Regions from separate parts of the Homo sapiens genome. Here all the other regions are linked to region 3. A link is an interaction called in ENCODE POLR2A ChIA-PET data of the cell type or tissue named here. Cell type or tissue: OCI-LY7. All regions are shown on one strand. Each heading gives the region's core, and the rest is flanking DNA. Links, peaks and the distances in the headings are about the cores only.

Region 1 (7,849 bases), core at 1,487-6,486, 100 kb before region 3:
GTGACAAGTATCTGAATTTTCTTTTTCCACTTGGGCTACAGGGATGGCTCTGATGCTTCTTCACGGGCTGTCCACGGCCTCCCTTCCCACCTCAGAATGCCCTGGCTGGGCCCACAGCACGTTCCGTCTGAATGTGGGTGGCTGTCTTGCCGAACCCGTGTCGACTCCATGGGAAGGCCGCAGGTTAAAGAGGCCGAAGAGGAGACCCAGAGCCAGTGAACGAGGCACGGGGTTCTGTTGTGGGCTTGCATACAGGGGAGAGAGTCCAGTGGCAGCGGGCTGAGTGGGAGAACCACAACCGCTTTCAAAAGGCATGCAGTTTATATAGCAATAGCATGTCCACTTGGCACCTCCCCGACAATCTCCACCTGGCAGCCTTCACATACCCCAAAACAAACAGTCCAGACCCCCTGTGCATGCAGTGGTGGCAGCAGGGCAGGGAAGCTGCTCAGATGTTCCTCATAGATAAGGAACGAATCTCCAGTTGGCCTCTCCTGGATTCCTTAGCTTGGAACCCTGAACCCCATGCAGGTGCCGCTGCCATACAGGGCCATTCTCAGGGTGTGCCTAAGTGATTGCTGTCAGGCGCATTTACCATGCAGAGGGATGGGACCATTTAAGCCCACGCCCCGGTTAGGCCTCTTCCCAGTTCCAGCTCCCACACTGTCCGCTCTTCTTCCTGGCACGGAGGTGAGGGCCCATGGCCTCCCTGTTCACCTATTGCCATCATCTCCTCCACAAGTAAGCTCTCCAGTCTCGTCCTCCAGGAAGCCTTCCTTCGTCACACTCACCCCATCTGATTATGCTGTTTCCCTGTTTCTTCCCAGGCTTTATATCATCGGTGGCTTGTATTCATGGTTTTCTAATTCTGTGGGCGTATCCTAATCACCTGTGGTGGGAGGACTTTCATTTTAAACAAATACCGCAAGTGGTCTGAGGGCCACCCAAGTTTGATATCCTTTGCTTAATCAGATGTTACACCCACGCATAAACGTGTCTTGAGTCATTTCAACAGACAGTGTGGAATGTGCCTTTGATTTATTTTGTGTCATGACCTCCCCAAGGCACCTGCACTGTGAGCACGGGATCTGCTTTCCTGGTGCAATAATATGACCATGAAGAAAGCCAATCATGAAAGTGTGAAATATCACAAACACGCCCTCCCCTACCCCGCATCAATCAGCAAGGGGCTGGGGACCTGTTCTGAAAGACTGGTAGGTCTTGGGTACCAGTTAATACAACCCATGGAGGCCGGGTGCAGTGGTTCACACCTGTAATTCCAGCACTCTAGGAGGCCGAGGTGGGAGGATTGCTTGAGCCCAGGAGTTTGAGACCTGCCTGGGCAACATGTTGAGATCCCATCTCTACAACAAATACAAAAGTTAGCTAGGCGTGGTGGTGGGCCCCTGTAGTCCCAGCTACTCAGGAGGCAGAGGTGGGAGGAATTGGCTTGAGCTTAGGAGGTCGAGGCTGCAGTGAGCTGTGATTGTGCCACTGCACTGCAGCTTGGGCAACAGAGCCAGACCCTGTCTCAAAAAATAAAAAATAACCCATGGAAAACAAGGGTGACACTGGAGATCACAGGTTGATGAGCTTTTCTTGCATTTTCATACTGATTATTATTGCTGAGATTGTCATTGTTGTTACTTTATTAAGATGCCCTTCTGAGAACAAGGAGAGCCAGAAATTACTTTATTTGAAACTTTCCTTCAAATTATTGGAGTCTAGCTCTAGAACAGCTATGATCTATCTGGTACCAACAGACATTTTATATATGTGCTTGTCTGCTATCTGGACTTTTAGACTCACAGGAAATTCTCCTCTGTGACGACTCAGTGTTTCCCTGCTTTCTGTTCATGTGAAAACCATCAAGTAGTGAGCACTGAATGACTGGATTTGGCAGAGCCTTCTCCGCTCTCCCTGGACGATTGTAATCAAGTCAGCCCCTTCCCCTCTGCATGAGGTCTTCTTCTCACGAGAGGAGAGGCATGGGCCCCCGCAGCTCTGAAGGTGTGGCATGCTGCACCTTATGTCCTGGGATGCAGCCACAGACCCCATACAGTGAACACCTAGGTTTACTATTATTATTATTATTATTATTATTATTATTATTATTAGAGACAGGGTCTCACTCTGTCACCCAGGCTGGAGTGTAGTAGCATGATCAAAGCTCACCACAGCCTCAAATTTCTGGGCTTAAGTAATCCTCACTTCTCAGCCTTCTGAGTGGCTGGAACTACACCATCATTCCTGGCTAATTTTAAAATGTTTTTGGTAAAGATGGGGGTCTCACTATGTTGCCCAGGCTGGTCTCTAACTCCTGGTCTCAAGCAGTCCTCCTGCCTCAGCCTCCCAAAGTGCTGGGATTACAGGTGTGAGCCACCGTTCCTGGGAACAGCTAGTTTTATGTTTATTCGTCACATCATTGTTTAAGAGCCCTTTGTGGGTTGGGGCTTTGAACAGGTCAGAATCGTCCTTGGCGTCTCCTGGCCTCTGGCAAGTGGTGGGCCGGCCATGTGCCCCTCACAAGAGCTGTTCTCCAGGTGCTCAGCATGTGCCTGCATTGTATGTCAGCTGTGATTTGCCCTCAGTGTACATTTTATTGTAGATTGCACTGAAATATACACACCATGACATTTACCATTTCAACCACGTTTAAGTGAACAGTTCGGTGGCATTTAGGTGCATTCGCTCACAGTGTGCAGCCATCACCACCATCCCTCTCCAGAACTTTTTCATCATTCCAAATGGAAACTCTACCTATTCAACAACTCCCCAATTTTCCCTCTGCCCAGCCCCTGATAAACTCCCTTCTACTATCTGTCTCTGAATGTGACTGTTCTAGAAACCTCATATAAGTGGGATTGTACAGTATTTGTCCTTTGGTGACTGGCTTATTTCACTTAGCATAATGTCTTCAAGGTTCCTCTACATTGTAGCAAGCATCAGAATTTCCTTCCTTTTTAAGGCCGAATAATATTCCATCATATGTATATTCAGTGTGTAATTTAAACACAGAACTGACCTATGTCTTTCTTTTCTGACAATCAGCTGACCATTCTCTCTTCCTCTGAGGTACCTGAATTTTTCTTTCCAAGAGTCATTAGCCATAGATTTGGAATGAACCAGAAACTAAAACGATTGGAGATAATTTCATTACAAATGTTAACATTACTCTTTTGAACATTAACTTTAAAGACACTAATAAGTCTTTTAGGTGATTGCAATAAGCCTTTTCTTTAAAAAAGAATTCTGAAGTTTAGAAAGGCTGGCATGGTTTTCTTTCAACACATCCGATAAAGAAAAAATAGCTGTGACTTGCAACATTTCTTATTGAACGTACTTTGCCTTTTCATCTCCACCTATGTGGTCTGTTTCAAATTACCTTATGCAGTGATGTAATGCAACATTTTATTTGCACGCTTGTCCAAAATATTACCACTAACCAAAATTCACAGAGCATCTCACAGTGCACGCAGGAGGAGAATTAGACTAAAATGAGGAATCTGGAAAGTCTGACTGACCAGTGAGATGTGATCAAGGGGAAATGAAAGGGCCTAAGTGGGCTTTCCCTAGGGGCAATTTTCTCAGGTCAGGCAGTTCTGCCTCAGATTAAGGATCTGCACACATAAAGAAAATCCACCAAAGAAAATGAGAATACCATTTATGGCTGTTGCTAGCATACAAAATGCTCCTTTACTGGGCTATGAAAATATGTTCTTCACTTTGGAATTTCACTCCAGCCATCATCATTAGTAGCTTATAGTAGATTTCATTAAAATCATTTCCATAGCACTTCTTGATTTTGGAAATGTATTGATAAGTCATGTCAGTATGTATTCAGACAACTGCTAGTCATAATATCACACTCCCCTATACTGTACATTTAAATTCCAGCTCATGGTTGGTTTGATGGCTCACGCCTGTAATCCCAGCACTTCGGGAGGCCAAGGTGGAAGAATCACTTCAGGCCAGGAGTTTGAGACCAGCCTGGGCACATGGCAAGATCCCATGTCTACAAATTTCAAAAAATAGCCAGGCGTGGTCCCAGCTACTCGTGAGGCTGAGGTAGAAGGATGGCTTAAGCCCAGGAGGTTGAGGCTGCAATGAGCCGTGTTTGTACCACTGCACTCCAGCCTGGGCAACAGAGCCAGACCCTGTCTCAAATAAATACATACATACATACATACATTAATTAGTTAATTCATTCATTCCAGCTCATTTTCCTGTAGACTGGGAGTGCTTTCATTGATGTTCACTGAGCACAACAAGGTGACATGAGGTGACATCGTACGGACCTCTGGAGGAGCATGTAGTGCACCTGAATCCCTTTTCAATACGGAGTTCCTTGTGTGGATTAAATAATGCAGTCCATTTTTGGAGTGCTTCTATACGTGTTCTCTCATTTTATCCTGACCTCACCATCCTATTTCCCTCTTTGATTTTGTTGTGGCTGGCCAGGGAATGGCTGTTTTGCCTTTATTAAAACAATTTTTTTAGAGACAGGGTTTAATCTGTTGCCCACACTGGATGAGTGCAGTGGCGTGATCATAGCTCACTGCAGCCTTGGCCTCCAGGGTTCAAACGCTCCTCCCACTTCAGCCTCACAAGCAGCTGATTACAAGTAGGGATTGCAGGCATGTGCCACCATGCCCAGCTAAATTTTTTTTTTTTAAATTTTTTGTAGAGACAGAGTCTAACTTTGTTGCCCAGGCTGCTCTCGAACTCCTGGCTTCAAGCAATCCTCCTGACTTGGCCTCTCAAAGTGCTGGGATTACAGGCATAAGCCACCACCAGGCCCTGTTTTGCCTTCAGAGATGTATTTTAAGTTGTTGGTCTACGCTTGATGTATCTATCCTAGGTCAGGCACTATCCTGGTTTTCTCATCTGCATATGAGGATAAGTCACCGAGAAGACTAAAGGAATTAAATACTCCAGGACCCTCAGCCTTGCATCCGCCCCCCAGTGATGAGCCAGGGGAGGTCACAGGCACCATCCTGTTCGGCCCTGGTGGGAAATGGCTGGCTGCAGTGGAAGTGCTGGCTACTTCCCTTTCCCTTGGCTTTGCCCTCGTTTTCTCCCCCAGGATGATGGCCCCCAAAGGAGAGTTGCCTCAAAGGACAGCGTTGCAGGGGTGCTTGTGTGTCATCAGCCAGAACAAGTGACAGCGTCTGACTCCCCAAATAGCCTCCCTGTAAGTCTGAGCTGCCGCTGTGACCTGCGCTACACAGTCCCTGAAGGTTTAATACCGTGACTGTCATCTAACGCCTTAGCTTTTGACCTTGTCAATTTGGGAGGTGACACGTCTCACCTGGACTCATACTGAGACATTGTCAATAGTTGGACTGCAGGAATCATTGTCCCCGTTTTTGTTTTTTGTTTTTTGTTTTGTTTGTTTGTTTTGTTTTTTTGAGACGGAGTCTTGCTCTGTCACCCAGGCTGGAGTGCAGTGACGCAATCTCTGCTCACTGCAACCTCCACCTCTGGGGTTCATGCCATTCTCCTGTCTCAGCCTCCCGAGTAGCTGGGACTACAGGCGCCCGCCACCACACCCAGCTAATTTTTTTGTATTTTTAGTAGAGAGGGGGTTTCACCGCGTTAGCCAGGATAGTCTCGATCTCCTGACCTCATGATCCGCCCGCCTCGGCCTCCCAAAGTGCTGGGATTACAGGCGTGAGCCACTGTGCCTGGCCCATTGTCCCCGTTTTTACCTTTGCCTAGCTCAGAAATCCTGTTAGATGCCCAGGAACTCAGATGAACACATTGTTCTGAAGAAAACTAGGAATACACATAGTAACGAAGTAGGTGAAATAGAGCATAATAAGATACTTCCAGTTTCCCCAGCGAATCTTTAGCATGTTCTTCCTGATTCTCCCTACATGCAAATATTTCTGTTTCACATCATGGCTTCAGATTTTAGGAAAGACAAGAAGACTTTAAGTAATAGTCTCAGGCTGAGGAAAGAGAAGTAATACTTTTCCTCTCTGCAAACTATTCAAGAAATGTGGTTGGCTAAGAATGGGAGAAATTTAAGGATAGAAGTGATTTCAGTGCTTGCCTGCCCATTTGATTGATTGATCCATTCAAGCAGTATTGATAGTTTACTTGTTCTGAGCCAGGCTCTGTGCTAGAAATGCACCCGGAAGTGTGCATCACGTGCTGTCTCTCCAGTTTTTATAATCCTTTAGCTAGGAGACAATAAAGGCTTTTGAGCAGGAAAGGTGTGATTGGTAATAAAGAAGAACATTTAGGAAGGGGATTTAACAGGTGAATTCAATGTTGGTAGGCAGGGCAAGGTTCTTCTGTGCGCACCTGGTGTCAAGGTTAAGCAACACTGGTGCCTGTTATCAAGGATCTTGGTGACCATCTAGACCAACTCCTCAATTTACAGCCAAGAAAATGCATCTGCTGGAAGAAGTGAGCAGGCTGATTTTGAGCCATAGGCGCCATTCATTCATGCCAGGATTTTCTCCTGGATTTTTAGCCTATGTCTAAGCTTTGGGGATTTAAGAGGTCTTATTGCCTTCATCTTCATTTGTATTTAATTGTTTTGCAATTACAGAAGGAAATCGTGCATATGGTGGATACTTTGGAAAATAGAGAAGTTACTTTGGAAAACACATGAACAGAGTTATCTCTGAGTTGTGAGAGAATTAATGTCTTGGTTTATTTCCTGTCATTCTGATTAGGTGTGTGTGCATCTCTAATATAATATTTAAAATTTTTCAAATCAGTAATGGAGTTTCAACCCTGGTTTGCTCGTGTAATTGATTTACCCAGTCTTCTATATGCACCCCAGGTAGACTAATTCCCATTTTATACATTTATAAATGTATACACAAATACACATTTATAAATGTATACGCAACTGGGTCCATTAACTTTAACAATATTAATTATTCCAATTCACGGACCCATTTATTTGAGTCATCTATAATTTCTTTCATCGATGTTTTATAGTTTTCAGTATACAGATCTTTCATCTAATTGGTTAAATTTACAACTATTTTATTTTTTGATACAATTATGAATGGGATTGATTTCTTAATTTCTTTATTATATAGTTTGTTGTTGGTGTAAAGAAATGTTATTGGCATTCCTTAAGGAACCAAAAGTAGAACTACCATTTAATCCAGCAATCCCACTACTGGGTATCTACCCAAAGGAAAAGAAGTCATTATATAAAAAAGACACATGCACCCGCATATTTATAGCAGCACAATTCACAATTGCAAAGACATGGAACCAACCTAAGTGCCCACAGACCAACAAGTGGATAAAGAAAATGTGGTATATATACACTGTGGAATACTTCTCAGCCGTAAAAAAAGAATGAGATAATGTCTGTTGCAAGAACCTGGATGGAGCTGGAGACCATTATTCTAAGTGAAGTAACTCAGGAATGGAAAACCAAATATCATATGTTTTCATGTATAAGTGGGAGCTAAGCTATGAGGACTCAAAGGCGTAAGAGTTGTATAATAGACTTTGGGGACTCTAAGGGGAAGGTTGGGAGAGGAGTGAGGGATAAAAGACTACATATTAGGTACACTGTACACTGCTCAGGTAAGGGTGCACTAAAATCTCAGAAATCACCACTGAAAAACTTATCTGTTTAATCCAAAACCACCTGTACCCAAAAAACTATTAAAATTTAAAAAATCATTTGCAGTCAGGTGCGGTGGCTCACACCTGTAATCCCAGCACTTTGGGAAACCGAGGCAGGTGGATCATGAGGTCAGGAGATCGAGACCCTCCTGGTCAACATGGTGAAAACCCGTCTCTACTAAAAATACAAAAATTAACTGGGCATGGTGGAGCGTGCCTATAATCCCAGCTACTCGGGAGG
Region 2 (7,849 bases), core at 1,528-6,527, 770 kb before region 3:
AAACATATGATCATCTCAATAGATGCAGAAAAATCTTTTGCCAAAATTCAACCTTTATTTCTGTTAAAAATTCCCAGCAAACTAGCAGTGGCATGGAACTTCCTTAAACTGATAAAGGGCACCTACAAAGTCCTATAGCTAATTCCATGCTTGATGGTGATAGAATGAATGCTTTCTCCCTAAGACCTGGAATGAGGCAAGGACATTTCTTTACTCACCTTTAACTGGAAGTTCTAAATGGTACGATGAGGCAAAGAAATAAAAAAAGGATTATCTGAAAAGATTAAAAAAGAAGTAATAGAACTCTCTATTCACAGAAAACAACTCTCTATATAGAAAATTCCAAAGAATCTATTAAAAAATATCCTAAAACTAATAAGTGAGTTTACCAAGGATACAGGATGCATGATTAATATACAAAAATAAATTCTATTTTCTCTACCCTAGCTATTAGAATTTAAAATTTAAAAAAGAACACACGGACATAAGAAATATTTAGGTTGAAGTTCAGCAAAGATATATGTGGGGTCTTTATGGTACAAACTACAAAACACTGATAAAGAAGCCAAGGAAAAAATATAAATAAATCGAAAGATATACCTGATTTATGGATTGGAAGTCTCAATATTGTTAAAATGTCAGTTCTCCCCAAGTTAATCTATTAAAACTTCAGTTAAAATCCCAACAGAGCATTTAGGTTTTTGTAGATATTGAGGTTTTGTAAATATTCAGGTGTTTGCAGATATTGACAAGCTAATACTTAATTGTATGGAGAGGTAAAGGAAGTGGAATAGTCAAACCTTTTGAATTAGAAGGTAGAGGACTCACACTATTTTATTTCAGTACTTAAGCTATGATTAAGACAGTGTTATACCTGTAAGAGGATAGCAAAGAAATCAATGAAACAGAATAGAAAGCTCAGAAGTAACTCTTATCTCTGAAACAGATGTAGACAATTAAAGACAAAAAGCATAGTCTTTTCAACAAATAGTGCTTGAAAAATTGGATGTTCATATACAAAAAAAGAGTCTCAACCCATAATTCACACCTTATAAAAAATTAGAATGGATCATCAACCTAAATGTAAGACATAAAAGTAGAAAACTTCTCGAAAAAAATATATAAGAAAATCTGACCTTAAGTTAGGCACAGAATTCCTAGATACAATACCAAAAACATGATTCATAAAAGAAAAAATAAATCAGATTTTATCAAAATAGAAAACATTTGACCTGCAAAAGACACTGTTAAAAGGATTAAGGATGAAAAGACAAGCCATAGACTGGGAGAAAATATTTGCAAATCATATAACTCATAGAGGTGCGTTATTTATAATCACCAAAACTCAGAAACTACCCAATTGTCCCTCAGCTGATAAAGAGATAAACAAAACTGTGGTGTATTCATCCCACGGGAAACTATCCCACAATAAAAAGGAATGAATTATTGATACATGTAACAATGTGTATGATCTCAAATACATGTTGCTCAGTGAAAGAAATCAGACCCAAAAGATTATGTATTCTATTATTATTCCATTTGTATGATATTTTGGAAAAGGCAGAGCTACAGCAATGAGAGAACTGATCAGTTCTCCACCAAGTTGCCAAGATTTGGTGGTGAAGAAAGTTTCAGGCGGGGCACAGTGGCCCTCGCCTATAATCTCAGCACTTTAGGAGGCTGAGGCAGGAGGATTGCTTGAGCCCAGGAGTTTGAGACCAGCCTGGGCAACATGGTAAAACTTGTTTCTATAAAAAAAAATATGAAAATTTGCAGACCATGTCGGTGTGTTCCTGTAGCCCAGCTACTTGGGAGGCTGAAGTGGGAAGATCACTTGAATCTGGGAGGTTGAGGCTGCAGTGAGCCATAATCGTGCTACTGTATTCCAGCCTGGGCAACAGAGTGAAACCATGTCTTAAAAAAAAAAAAAAAAGAATTTTACTACAAATGGGTAACACATTTTGGGGGATGATAAACTTTGGTATCATGACTGTAATAGTGGATAAATGGCACTATGTGTGTTAACAAATAGAACTTTATTTCACAAAAGTGAATTTTATTGTATTTAAATGTATCAAAATTTTAAAAAACTATTTATTTTTAAAATCTGCCCTTAAGGTTGGATCCTACAGGTAATGTGAATTTGGACTACAAACCCATATAAGCAGTGACTTAAGATTATGAATTTTCAGGTTATTCCCCCCCACCGCCCACACCACCCCCTACCATCTAGTGTTAAAGTTGAGTTACATTTTCTTGTTATTTGCTTTCATGTGGCAGGTTTAACTTCTCATTCACCCATATGTTGAGGGTATACCTTCTGGGATCTCAGATTTATATAATGGGTTTCCTACTAGATGCCTCATTTAGGCTTTACCTCCTATATTAGTCAGGGTTCTCCAGAGAAATAGAACCAACGGTGGGGAGAGAGAGAGAGAGAGAGTCTCTCTGGTGTGTGTGTGTGTGTGTGTGTGTGTGTGTGTGTGTGTGTGTGTATGTAAAAGAATTTATTTAAGAAATTGGCTCACGCAATTGCGGAGGCTTGGTGATTCCAAAATCTGATGGGTGAGACTGGCAAACTGGAGACCCAGGAAAGGGTTGCAGTTCAAGTCCAAAGACAAAGCGCTGGTGAACCAGAAAAGCCAGTGTTATCAAAGAAGTCCGAAGGCAGTCTGGCAGAACTCTGTCTTGCTCAGAGGAGGTCATCCTTTTGTCTAGTCAGGCCTTCCACTGATTGAATGAGGCCCACCCACATCATGGAGGGTCATCTGCTTTTCTCAAAGTATACTGATTTAAATATAAATATCATCCAAAGACACTCCCAAAGAAACATCCAGAATAATGTTTGGCCAACTATCTGGGCAACGTGGCTCATCCATGTCAACACATAAAAGCAACCGTCACGCAGTGGCTCATGCCTGTAATCCCAGCACGATGGGAGGCTGAGGTGGGCGGATCACTTGAGGTCGGGAGTTTGAGACCAGCTGGGCCAAAATCATGAAACCCCGTCGCTACTAAAAATACAAAAATTAGCCAGGTGTGGTGGCATGCTTCTGTAATCCCAGCTTCTCGGGAGGCTGAGGCAGGAGAATCAATTGAACCTGGGAGGCAGAGGTTGTAGTGGACCAATATCACGCCAATGCACTCCAGCCTGGGCAACAAATTGAGATCTCAAAAAAAAAAAAAAAAAGCAACTGTCACACCTCCTGTCCCCAAACCCATGTGGTCCTTGAAGCAGAAGTTAAGGTCTCTAAGGCTCAGCAGAAACCTTTAGGGTAAAAAAGCCTGTTTCATTCTAGTTTCGACTTCTGATGAGTATTTTCGCTCATGCCAGTCAGCAATTCATTTAAAAGCATTCTTAATGTATTTTACCAAGATTTTTGTTGTTTCAGTTGGGAGGGGCTTTCAAGCTTTCTAAGTTTACCATTTTGCTAGTACTTGAAGAAACTTGCACTAACTGTTCCCTCTGCCTAATATATTTATCTCCATTTTTGTCGACCTACCTCCTATTGTCACTTTTCAGTTTAAATATTACCTCCTTAGGCCCTTCCTGACTTGAATCTCAGGTAGTCAGTGTTTTCCTTGTATCACCATCATCTTCTTTTCTTTTCCTTCCTTCCTTCCTTCCTTCCTTCCTCCCTCCCTCCCTCCCCCCTCCCTCCTTTGTTTCCCTTCCTTCCTTCTTTCTTTCCTTCCTTCTTCCCTTCCTTTCCCTTCCCTTCCCGTCCCTTCCCTTCTCTTCTTCTTCTTCCTCTCTCTCTCTCTCTCTCTCTTCTCACCAGGTTGCCCAGGCTCATCTCAAACTCCTGGACTCAAGAGATCCTCCTGCCTCAGCCTCCCAAAGTGTTGGGATTACAGCGTGAGACATCACGCCCATCTCCATCTTATTTTCATTCTCTGTCCATTACTTCGTAATTTCTTTTTTAATCATTATTTGTTTGATTTTCCATCTCCCCACCCTCCTATGGGATGTGTGTGACTTAGATGCCAGGACTTTTCCTGATTTATTTACCATTCATTTTCCAATGGCTTTTTCCAATGGCTATGATAGTACTCTAGATATTTGTTCAGTAATAAAAAATGTTAAGCTACCTGTTTGTATTAGTCCATTCTCAACAATGCTGTAAAGGCATACCTGAGACTGGGTAATTAATTTAAAAAAGAGGTTTAGTCGGCTTACAGTTCTGCAGGCTGTACAGGCTTCTGCCTCTGGGGGGGCCTCAGGCAACTTGCAATCATGGTGGAAGGTGAAGGGGAAGCAAGGGCGGCTTACCATGGCCAGCAAGAAGGAGAAAGTGAAAGAGGAAGTGCAACACACTTTCAAACAACCAGATCTAGTGAGAACTCTTATCACAAGAACAGCAATGGGGAAGTCCGCCCCCATGATTCAATCACCTCCCACCAGGCCCCTCCTCCAACACTGAAGATTACAATTCCACTTGAGATTTGGGTGGGGACGCAGAGCCAAACTATATCACTATTAAATAATGCCATCAGCTGGCAGATATTCAAATCCCTCTCTCTTACCTAGAAATTGAAATTAACATTTAACTCTCAGGTCTCCAAGTCCAAAGTAAAGAGGAGCAAGGAGCTCTTTGGCTGGATATCGAAAGCTAGGATTACTTCCTCATCTATGTAGTCAACAACATCTATTGAGTGCGTATGATAAGGCTAAGCTGAGCACATATGTACAATGCTGAGTGTTGGGGATATAGGGACACTGAATATACCCCCGAAGAGCTTACTTTCTGATATAATAGATAGTACATAGTATGCATACACACACATACACACACACACATACCACACACAGATATAAATGAAGTTTTGTACCAGGTACTATAGGAGCAGTTGAAGGAGGAGGGGAAGTTGGGAGTTCCTTCATGGTTCATCAAAGACTTTACTGAAGAGGTGATGTTTGAACTGCATAGGTAGTGGTGAGATTGGGCACTAGAAAACTGCTTCAAAGGTAGCAAGAGAAAAATCTAGAGCTACTCTTGGCACTATCCAATAGAAATATGATGTGGGCCACAAATACAGGTCACATATGCTATTTGAATTTTTTAGTACCCACATTAAAAAGTAAAAAGAAATGTATGAAATTAATTTTTAAATTAATTTTTATGGCAGGAAAATACACATAACATAAAATGTACCATCTTAACCATTTTGAAGTGTTCAGCTCAGTGGTATTAAATATATTCATAATGGTGGCCAACCATCACCACTATCCATCTCCAGAGCTCTTTTCATCTTGTGAAACTGAAGGTTCATCGTATATTTTATTTAACCCAATATGTCCAACATATTATCATTTCAACATATAATCATTATACAAGTTTGAGATATTAGACATTTTTTTCACTAAGTCTTTGAAATCTGGTGCATATTTTGCCTTATATCACATACCAATTTAGACAAGACACATTTCAACTGTTAATAGCCATATGTGGTTACTGGCTACCACATTGAACACCGCAGATCTAGTGGAACTTCACATTCTGCATAGATGAAAATATGGTTTAGAACAGTGCATCTCAAACTATCTCTAGTGAAGAATTGGTGTTTCTGTTGCTTTTTAAAGGAAACTTCAAGTTTGTTTTGGACTGATACTTTTGTAAAGTGGAAATAAAAAAGAATTACTGGAAAAAAATAAAATCAAGGGCCGGGCATGGTGGCTCACACCTGTAATCCCAGCACTTTGGGAGGCCAAGGTGGGCGGATCACTTGAGCTCAGGAGTTTGAGACGAGCCTGGCCAACATGATGAAACCCCATCTTTACTAAAAATACAAAAAAATTGGCCAAGCGTGGTGGTGGACACCTGTAATCCCAGCTACTAGGGAGGCTGAGGCAGGAGAACCACTTGAACCTGGGAGGTGGAGGTTGCAGTGAGCCAAGATTGCACCACCACACTCCAGCCCGGGTGACAGAGCTAGACTCCGTCTCAAAATAAATAAATAAATAAATAAAAAGGAAATGTAAAATGCAAGCTTGATTTTTAAATGTCAGATTCAATAGACATTATATCCTATACTCTTACTTTGAATTTCTGCATTTTTCTTGTCACAGGCCAATAATACAGACTTCACAGAGCCCAGACAGTCTGCAGGGATCCTGGTCTAGAATGTGGTGGGGCTCACTTGTCCTCTAATCAATCTTGTTAATTCCTGCCTCACTTATAGTTGACTAAAAAGATGGCATGCCTCTGGTGATTTGATTCTCAGAGGCCCCAGCTAGGGAAACAGTGCTGCCCTCATTTGTCCAGTAAACAAGTCTATGCACACGCAGCACGAATTCTGTTTGCACTTTCTCCAGTCTCTCAGAGTCTGGGTTAATCTATTTTTGTTTGTTTGTTTTTGTTTTCCAGGCCTTACAGAAAGTCTCTCAAAGGCAACTTCCCTCTTCAGTCTTTTTAGCACAAACTTCATGAGAGTTTCAGTTTTCCATCTCTTTTCTTTAGAGACAGGATCTTGCTCTGTCCCCCAGACTGGAGTGCAGTGGTGCGGTGGCCCAATTACGGCTCACTGCAGCCGTCCCGGGCCCAAGTGACCCCCCACCTCAGCCTCCTAAGTATCTGGGACCACAGGCTCTTGCCACCACGCCTGGCTGATTTTTTAAATTTTTTTAGAGTTGAGCTCTCCCTATGTTGCCCAGGCTGGTCTTGAACTCCTGAACTCAAGTGACCCTACTCCCTTGGCCTCCCAAAGTGCTGGGATTATAGGAATGAGCCACCGAGCCTCGCCAATTTTCCATCTTTTTAATACAATTATAACAGGGAGTTAGATTTGAGCCTAAAATGAGTTTCATATAGGATTCAAACAGATCAAAAGAATGAAAAGGAAAGTCAGCCAGTGGTCTCACTGAGTGCCTGAGGGGTCTCTTCCTGGGAGAGAGTGGACCAGGAGCATTGACACTGCTGCGACAAGAGACAGAGCCCTCGCTCCACAGGACGATGCTTACTCATGGCTTAATAACCATTTGTCCAGCACCTCCTGTGCATAGACCATGTACTTTATATAGATTATGACCTTTAGCACTTCCCCTGAAATCAGGGAGCAGGGCTAAATATAATTTAATTCTTTATTTATTTACTTATTTATTTTGAGACAGAGTCTCGCTCTGTTACCCAGGCTGGAATGAAATGGCATCATCTTGGCTTACTGCAACCTCCATCTCCCGGGTTCAAGCAATTCTCCTGCCTCAACCTCCTGAGTAACTGGGATTACAGGTGTGAGCCACGGTGCCCAGCCTATAATTTTATTCTTTGGAGGTAAAACTTTCACTTAGTTCAAAATTCAAAATTTACTAAAGGATATACAGTGAAAACACAGCAAAAAGTCTTTCTCTCATCCTGTCTCATGCCACCCAGGTGTTCTTGACACTGGCACCCATTTTTATAAGCTTCTTGTGTATCTTCCTAGACATCTTTCATGCTTCTGCAAAGACACATTTTTCCCCATTGTTTTGTCTCTCTCCTCCATTTGTCATTGTATCATGGTAATTATTCTAGATCAGATATTAAGTGTTTCCTCATCCATTTTTAGAGCTGCAAACATTTCCTTTGAATGGATAAATTATCATTTATTTAACCAGCCTCCTACTGTCAGAAATTTGTTTCTAGTGTTTTTTTTTTTTTTGCAATTGTAAACAATGCTGCAAATAATATATTGCATCATTGTTACTTGTTTTATGTATTAATGTATTATGTATTAATGTATGTGTGGGATAAATTCCTAGAAATAGACTTCCTGGGCCAAAGGGTTTGTGCATTTGTAATTTTGAGAGTACTTCCAATCTGCCTTCTCAGCAATGTGTGAGAGTGCCTATTACTTTATTTTTAATTTTTAT
Region 3 (7,849 bases), core at 1,131-6,130:
TTAAAAATTATGGCAGTGTGATAAGTTTTAAAGTCCTTGTTAAGCAAATGCACTAATGTTTAACCTCAGTATGGTAACAACCATTATTTTAAGGACTGGAACTACAGCTCAGAAGATTTTATTTGGTATAGCAAAGGAAAAAAGAACAAGCTAAAGCATAAAATCTATGTGATAGCCAACTGTATTTAATAGTGGCATAATCACAGATCTGAAAGTGGATGACTGAGCTCCTAACCCACTGGTTTTCAACATCTCTGAGACAGAATCACCTGAGGGGCCTTTTAAAAAATGCATTTGCTCAGCCCAGCCCCAGAGATGTGTTTTCGTTTCATGTGAGTTAGAGCTTATGTGTCAATATGTCTTAAAAGCTCCTAGGGATTTTAAGATGCAGCCAGGATTACATACCCAGACCTTCTTAGCAAATGAGGCTGAAACCACTGAGCCCAGTTCCAGCTGTAAGTCAGGGAAGGGGGTAGAGAAACCCCTGGCTCCTGGCCCAGGTTTGTCCCCCTCACCCTGCAATCTGCCACATCGCTTGCTCACAACGCTTCAAAACATAAATGCCAGATTCCAAAGCAGAAACCAAGAGCCCTTTCAATCATCATCTTAGCAAGCCTGCAGAGTAGGACTGACATAACAAACAGTCATTCAGATATTTTCTGATAAAGACCACAGCCTTTCAAGACCGCCGTGCATTTTCCATAGGTGCTTATGTTTGGTTCCTAAAGTCCCATAAGAGCATGAGGTAGAAGTGTCTGTGCTCTATGATTTATCCGGCAGCTTTCTTTGAATCAGGCAGCCTTTCTGATGTGCCTCAGCTGTGACATCAGCAGCTGTGGTCTTGACCAAGCAGGAAGTGACTGAGGCAGTAGCACAGCAGGGCACGAGCAGCAAGGGGGGTTGCTCTAAGGGGTGGCTGCATTCCGGGCCGGATTCACAACCGAAGATGGATCTGGAGGGATGAGAGATCGTGCATGTTATTCCAGGGCTACGCCCTCTGCAGCACGTGTATCTTCTCAGCTCTGCCTTTATCTAAAATACCTGTGTTCTTGGGGACAGTGTAAATTTTGAAATCCTAAGGCCACACAAGACCTCCGGGTGGAGCTATGCCGTTTTCTTTCCTATCTCTCTGTGCTCTCCTGTCTGCTGCCCTGGCCAGTGGCCTAGAAATAAGTGCACAAAAAGGCACTTCAAGATCTATGAAAGTGTGTTCATTTTAGTGACGGGAGAATCTCCATACTCTGGAGAGCTTTGTTGTAACATGACATAAAATAGTAGAGAATTGAGGAGGGAGCTACCTCTTCCCTATGTCTATTAATTAATTGGACGGGAAACTTGGTAAGCATCTGCAGGTGACTGGGCGGCTAAAGTAGACAAGGTTTTCCTGCGGCTCCTGCCTTTTCCAAAATCCCCACCCAGCGTGCCACCCCAGGGTATCCCAAAGACAAGAATTTGCTAGAATGTGGCCCACACCTGTAGTCCCAGCACTTTGGGAGACTGAGAAGGAAGGATCACTTAAGGCCAGGAGTTCAAGACCAGCCTGAGCAACATAGCGAGACCCCTGTCTCATATTTAAAAAAATACAAAAATTAGCTACGCATGGTGGCACACACCTGCAGTTCCAGCTATCTGCAAGGCTGAGGCAGGAGGATCACTGCAGCCCAGGAGTTCAAGGCTGCAGGGAGCTATGATTGTGCAACTGCACTTCAGCCTAGGCAACAGAACAAGACCTTATCTCTAAAAAAAAAAAAAAAAAAAAAAAAGAAAAGAAAAGAACTTGCTAGAATGTAAGAAAAGTCTAGTCCTGACATGGTTCATGTCACATTCAGGCACATCAAAAACTCCATGGACACAAAGCTTTGCAAGACTTCAGACTAAAATAACAAAATGTCATTATTTGGTAAAATGCAGGAAAATAAACCATTTACTTTATATGTACTCACGTACTTTGAGGTTTTTTCCAGCAGCCGCATGTGTTTTAGATTCCTTTGTTTAAGCTTGGCTTCATCTTGGTTCTTTTCCTGTCTGTTCTCCCAACCCCCCTCCCACCCTACAGAAAAGGACAGGGGCGGCCCGACTGGGCGATATTTGGGAGACTTACTGAACACAATGAGACGATTTTGTTCAAAGAGAAGTTTCTGGATTGGACGGAACTGAAGAGATCGAATGAGAAGAACCCCGGGGAACTTGCCCAGCACAAGGTATTCCGGCGACCAAGCCTCAAAACTCGGGGCTTGGTTCGGGTCCCAATAAAAGTGGCCTTCATGTAAAATGATCAAATCAGGATAGTTCGTATGGCTGTCACCCCAGATGTATCATTTCTTTGTGGTGAGAACATTCAAATCTTCTCCTCTAGCTATTTTGAAATATGCAATACAGTATTGGAAAACAGTCACCCCACTGTGCAGGAGAAAACCAGAGCTCATTCCTCCTCTCTGTCACTTTGTACCGGTTGGCCAACATCTCCCTATCTTCCCTGTCCCGTCTCCTTCCCACACCCCCTTCCCCATAAAACAGATGCATGTATCAACACATCGAATCATACCCATAATAATGTGTCAACTAAAATACTTTTTTAATTAAAAAAAAAACCATGGACACACAGACACACAAACAAACACACACACACACACACACACACACACACACACCCTTAAAGCTAGGAAGCCTTCCCAGGATTCACTAGTAGAACAGCAGACAGGCCTCCAATTCTAATCTGACTCTGGGAAGTGAAGAGTCTGATTTGTGCCTGTTCTCAGGCACCCATGTGCTGTTGTGGCGATGGGTGTTCAGACCTCCCAGAGTCTTTCTGGAAATGCAGCCTTTCCCTGACTGCAGTTAAACATCCTGAGACAGAGTGTGGAAGCTGTATTTTTATGCTGTCCCATGAACAGCTGAAGCAGCATTGAGCATGACAAGGAATAGCTGCAGAAACAGGCAACTGAACTGATGTCTTTGTGTTCCCCTGTAGGAAGACCCCAGGACTGATGTCAAGGCATACGATGTGACACGGATGGTGTCCATGCCCCAGACGACAGCAGGCACCATCCTGGACGGAGTGAACGTCGGCCGTGGCTATGGCCTGGTGGAAGGACACGACAGGAGGCAGTTTGAGATCACCAGCGTTTCCGTGGATGTCTGGCACATCCTGGAATTCGACTATAGCAGGCTCCCCAAACAAAGCATCGGGCAGTTCCATGAGGGGGATGCCTATGTGGTCAAGTGGAAGTTCATGGTGAGCACGGCAGGTTAGTGAGCGCTTGTGGTTTTTTCCAGCTGAAAGAGGCTGGCCCGGCAGCCCTGCGGGAGCCAGCTTCTCCAATGAACCCTGTCATGCCCTCTGCTGCGTCCGTGCAGTGGGGCACTGCAGTCATGCGCCTTTGAGAGCCACCTAGTAAACTACAGAGATGAAAAGAAGTAAGGCCGAATTCCTAACAACCTAGCATTGCCGAGGCCGCTGGTGTTCACCTGTAGAAATTGAACTTGCACATCAAGGCTTCTCAGCTCCCTCTCTCCCTCCCCTGCCCCTGTCCCCAGAGCTTTTCTGGGAAAGAGATGATTGGCCTCTAAATGATATTTCCCATGTGGCTGTGTGCTGCTTCAATTAAAGTCGTTAAGTACAGCATATCTTCGTGATTTAAAGCTGGAACCAAATGGTGCTGTAACATTATAGTAAATACACGCACAGAAGATTGATTTGAAAAGTGAAAGAGGCTGTTTCTCCCGAGACTGAGAGCACGGGTGGTGCTTTGTGGGTCTGGTGTAGTAAATGCAGAGTCTAAACTCTCCTCGGTTCCTGATGGTGACGGACCCCATTGCAAAACACTCACCTGGATGCTTGGTGCTGGGGAAAGGGGGAGTCCGGTGAACTCTGGAGAAATCATCCCTTTCATTGCCAAGGAGGAGCCTTTTCCACAGCGCTGCTCACCCCTTCCCATTTAGGAGAGCATGCAGGTCACAGGTTTGTGATTTCAACTCAGAAGAGAGTATTTTTGCCTCTTTACAGCCCCCTTGCTGTGCAGGTGCACCTGCCCCCGGGGCCACAGGAAGCACAGGCAGCTGTTTGCTGATCAGAAAACTGCAGGCTCAGAACCAGGATTTCTTTCCTGATTTATACAAGATGCATCTATTCATCAGCTGACAACATTTCCTGAGCACCTACTCTACGGAAGACACTTTGTAGGGACCAAGTAAATATTTCAGACCCTGTCTCAGTGACATAAAGCAGGTGCAGGAACAGCCAGCAGGTGGGCCTCGCTGAGCACACGGCCAGTGGGGCTGTGTGCTGTGCAGAGCCGGGCTGTGGCCCAGAGGTCCCCCTGCCCCCTCAGGGCACGATGCTGGGGGCTTTACTCTGCCTGTAGCTGAGGGCCTACTGGGCTCCCTGAGACATTTCTGTTGTGGTGCTAATTTTTCAGATAAGGACCAAGACAGTAAGATCAAGGAACCTGCCTGAAGCCACACAGCTAGCAGGGAGTGGAGCTGGACACTCAAGTCCAGACCTGCCTCTTTTCAAACCCAACTGTGCTATTAAACCGCTCTGCGGGCAGAGAGTCAGAGTGGGGCTCCAGCACAGGATGTGGGCAGCTGTGAGTCTGGCTACAAGGAGGGGCTGAAGATCCCAGTCACCAGACCTTGGAGCAGGTCAGCATTGAACCAGCAGCAAGGCGACTTGAGGTTGGGCCGCTGAACACACCAAACTTCAGGGGCTTCTTAAACAGCAGGAAGGGGATCTTCCAGGGCCCAGGCAGCTCCAGCCTCTCCTTCCAGGGAGTAGTGGGATGTCAGACAAGGACCCCCAATGGGAGGGACATTTCTTTCTCTCTTTTTGTTCTTTTTTTTTTTTTTTTTTTTTTTTTTGAGACAGGGTTTCACTCTGTCTTCCAAGCTGGAGTGCAATGGCAGAATCTCGGCTCACTGCAGCCTTGACCTCCCAGGCTCAAGCCATCCTCGTGCCTCAGCCTCCCAAGTAGCTGGGACTACAGGCATATGCCACCATTATCAAGCTAATTTTTTCTTTTTTTTTTTAAGAGATGAGGTCTCACTATGTTGCCCAGGCTGGTCTCAAACTCCTGGGCTCAAACCATCCTCCCACTTCAGCCTCCCAAAGGGAGCAGCATTCCTCATCTACTTAATTTCTTATGAGCAAGCAATTGGAACTGCTCCTTTCCTTTTTCATAAGGAGCTGTGTCCCTTGAGGGAAGGCCACAGGTGCTGGGACCCTACAGCCTGGGATTCAGAATCTCAGGCCCTCACTTACCAGCTGTGTGGGCTGGGTAAAGTTACTCTGTCTGAGCCTTGGTTTTCTCACCTGGAAAATAGGGATTATAGTACTCAGCTCACAGGACTTTATAATCAGGTATATATGACGTTTAGCAGGTGCCTGGCCTGTGTTCACATTGTAGGTGCAGGAAATACTCATCACTGACATTGTCAGCAGGAACAGCGTAATTACTGTTTTTAACTTGAAGACAAGATAATGTGGATCTCCCCAAAACAATAACAATAACAATTAATAACAAAGAGTCACTGTCGTGGACTTACGCTTTTGCTTTTGTGCAGAGGTGGCATGTACAGTGTTAATCTCTGATGCTGGTTGCCAAAGACAATAATAATAGGGAATTGAGTGTGTTTCGGGGCAGGCAGATCTCTTAACCTTTGGAGTAATGGAACTGGGAACTTTAAAGAACAAACTAAAGGCACTTGTAGTGCCCGTTCCTAAAATGCAAAAAGGGAAATCGTGTTTTATAAAACCAGACATAGTTTAATTTAGCCATTTTCTTACTTTAGCTGTTAGTTATGAGAAAAAAAAGTAATTGTGAGTGAATGAATGAGTAAAACTGTTAAAGTGAATTAATTAAAAATAAAGCGAAGAGTTCAGACTTTCATGGACTATTGACTTGGAGGCCCTTAGGAAATATGATTTGAGCCGGGTGATTCCTTTCTATATTTCTTCCCAATGAACACAATGGACATCTCACAGCCAGCTCCAACAACATCTTTTCCAGCAGACTTACAACTTAGAAAAAGCCCAGCTTTAGAGAATTAAGTTAAAGCAGGGAGCATTCAGATTCCAGACCATCCCTCCAGCAGGGGGGAAGCACAGCCCGATGGCACTTGCAGTCACTCCGTAACCAACGCGGAAGCTCTGGCCCCTTGGTGACACTAGTCCGGCTCCCCTATCACTTGTGCGCACAAGGGCCACACCTGCAAACAGGACTGAGTCAGAGCTCAGGGTGCACTTCTGGGAGAGGGTCAGCAAAAGCAGCAGCTGCACAGGTGGTACAGCCTCCGCTTGGCCAATGCTGGCCGGCCTGCTAGGGTCAATGTCCTGGCCCAGTGCCTGCAGGGTAGGGTTGCTCACTCCCCAGCAGGGTCGCGACAGCTGCTCAAGGTGCCCAGGGATCTGAGCCAGGCTCCTCCAGGGCCTGATAGATGTCTAGTTCCTATAAATAGGTGGCTCTGGTGCAAGAATGCTTGACCATGAACAGTCTTTATATTTGTGTTTTCTGTTATTCCTAAATAGAACTACTAGTACCAAACATTCTTGAAAGTGCCTTGGTGGCGTAACATGTCCACACTTTAAATTAGGTAACTAATCAAGGTTGTAAAGAGAATAGCTGGCTGGGCACGGTGGCTCATGCCTGTAATCCCAGCACTTCAGGAGGCCAAGGCAGGCAAATCACGAGGTCAGGAGTTCGAGACTATCCTGGCCAACATGGTGAAACCCCCTGTCTCTACTAAAATACAAAAAGTTAGCTGGGCATAGTGGCGGGCACCTATAATCCCAGCTACTCGGGAGGCTGAGGCAGGAGAATCGCTTGAACCCGGGAGGCGGAGGTGGCACTGAGCCAAGATCATGTCACTGCACTCCAGCCCGGGCAACAGGGTGAGACCCTGTCTCAAAAAAAAGAATAGCCCAGAAGTTCTTACTACTAAAAATTTAATCTTTATATTGCCAAAATTAAAAATGAATACACATACGAAAAATTAAGTTTCATGTAGGACTAAATTTGGGTATGTGCAGAAAAACTGTAAAGAAAACTAGTGAAATGTTTGCTTCATAAAATATCTTTAAAGAAATAAAATTCTAGACTCACACTTGTAACCCCAGAGTTTTGGGAAGCTGAGGTGGGAAAATCACTTAAGGCCACATGTTTCAGACTAACCTGGGCAACATAGTGAGAGACCTTGTTTATACAAAAAAATAAAAAATGAGCCCAGCATGGTGGCATGCACCTGTAATCCCAGCACTTTGGGAGGCCAAGGCAGGAGGATCACTTGAGCCCAGGTGCAGTGAGCTATGGTCATACCACTGCACTCCAACCTGGGCAACAGAGCAAGACCCTGTCTCTAAAATAAAAGTAATTTAAAAAAGAGACACAATTCTATTTTGTGTATATACACTCAAGTCTGTTTGCAATGTTAGGATGTGATGTTGGTTATTTAAGTGTGAATATGTATTTACACAATGTATTTGAGTGCTAACAGATTTCAAGATCTTTATAAACTGTTATGATCTATTTGAAACATATCTTTCCTCAATAATCTATTTAGTGCAACAAATGTTCACTATTTGAAGAATGGGATTGCTATTCAAAGGCAAAGTTTTGTTGCTAAGTTAGCAGAAATTTCAATTAAGTGGCTTCCAAATTAATTGTGGGATTTATAATCTAGTCATTGATGGTTCCTATTTTATTTTGCCCTCTCAAAAACACCCAAACTTAACCAGTTGAGATCCACAGTGGATGGTACAAAAGACTGTGCTTAGTCAAAATACTGTAAGAAATTATTAGAATCATTTACGAAACCTATGTTACAGATACTTTACCAAACAAAGGGCTAAAAA

What was found. Peaks named below come from ENCODE experiments on the same cell type or tissue, not always from the same donor. Only the 100,000 strongest peaks of a DNase experiment are listed, where the experiment ranks them.
Region 1: POLR2A ChIA-PET joins it to region 3 with 6 read pairs; 3 of 35 experiments call an interaction of 5 or more read pairs at or near these places.
Region 2: POLR2A ChIA-PET joins it to region 3 with 5 read pairs; 2 of 35 experiments call an interaction of 5 or more read pairs at or near these places.

Annotation. Positions count from the first base shown.
Region 1 is chr10:29,577,000-29,584,848 of GRCh38, reverse strand. The region is part of intron 1 of SVIL (supervillin); the gene reads left to right. Among named protein-coding and RNA genes, the nearest start is that of MIR938, 21 kb to the left of the region's middle. RefSeq lists enhancers at 1-317, 318-819. In OCI-LY7, for the core only: no CTCF peak of the experiment used is centred there; no DNase peak of the experiment used is centred there.
Region 2 is chr10:30,244,343-30,252,191 of GRCh38, reverse strand. No RefSeq gene overlaps it. Among named protein-coding and RNA genes, the nearest start is that of MTPAP, 100 kb to the left of the region's middle. In OCI-LY7, for the core only: a CTCF peak has its summit at 4,219; a DNase peak (open chromatin) is centred at 4,291.
Region 3 is chr10:29,475,936-29,483,784 of GRCh38, reverse strand. It overlaps SVIL (supervillin), which reads left to right. Exons shown (of 38, transcript NM_021738.3): 28 at 2,057-2,201; 29 at 2,972-3,248. The region is part of intron 2 of SVIL-AS1 (SVIL antisense RNA 1); the gene reads right to left. Among named protein-coding and RNA genes, the nearest start is that of MIR604, 65 kb to the left of the region's middle. RefSeq lists enhancers at 4,371-4,902, 5,770-6,269. In OCI-LY7, for the core only: CTCF peaks have their summits at 3,933 and 4,132; DNase peaks (open chromatin) are centred at 1,634, 3,614, 4,094, 4,554 and 1 weaker place; H3K4me3 peaks cover 4,575 bases; H3K27ac peaks cover 5,000 bases.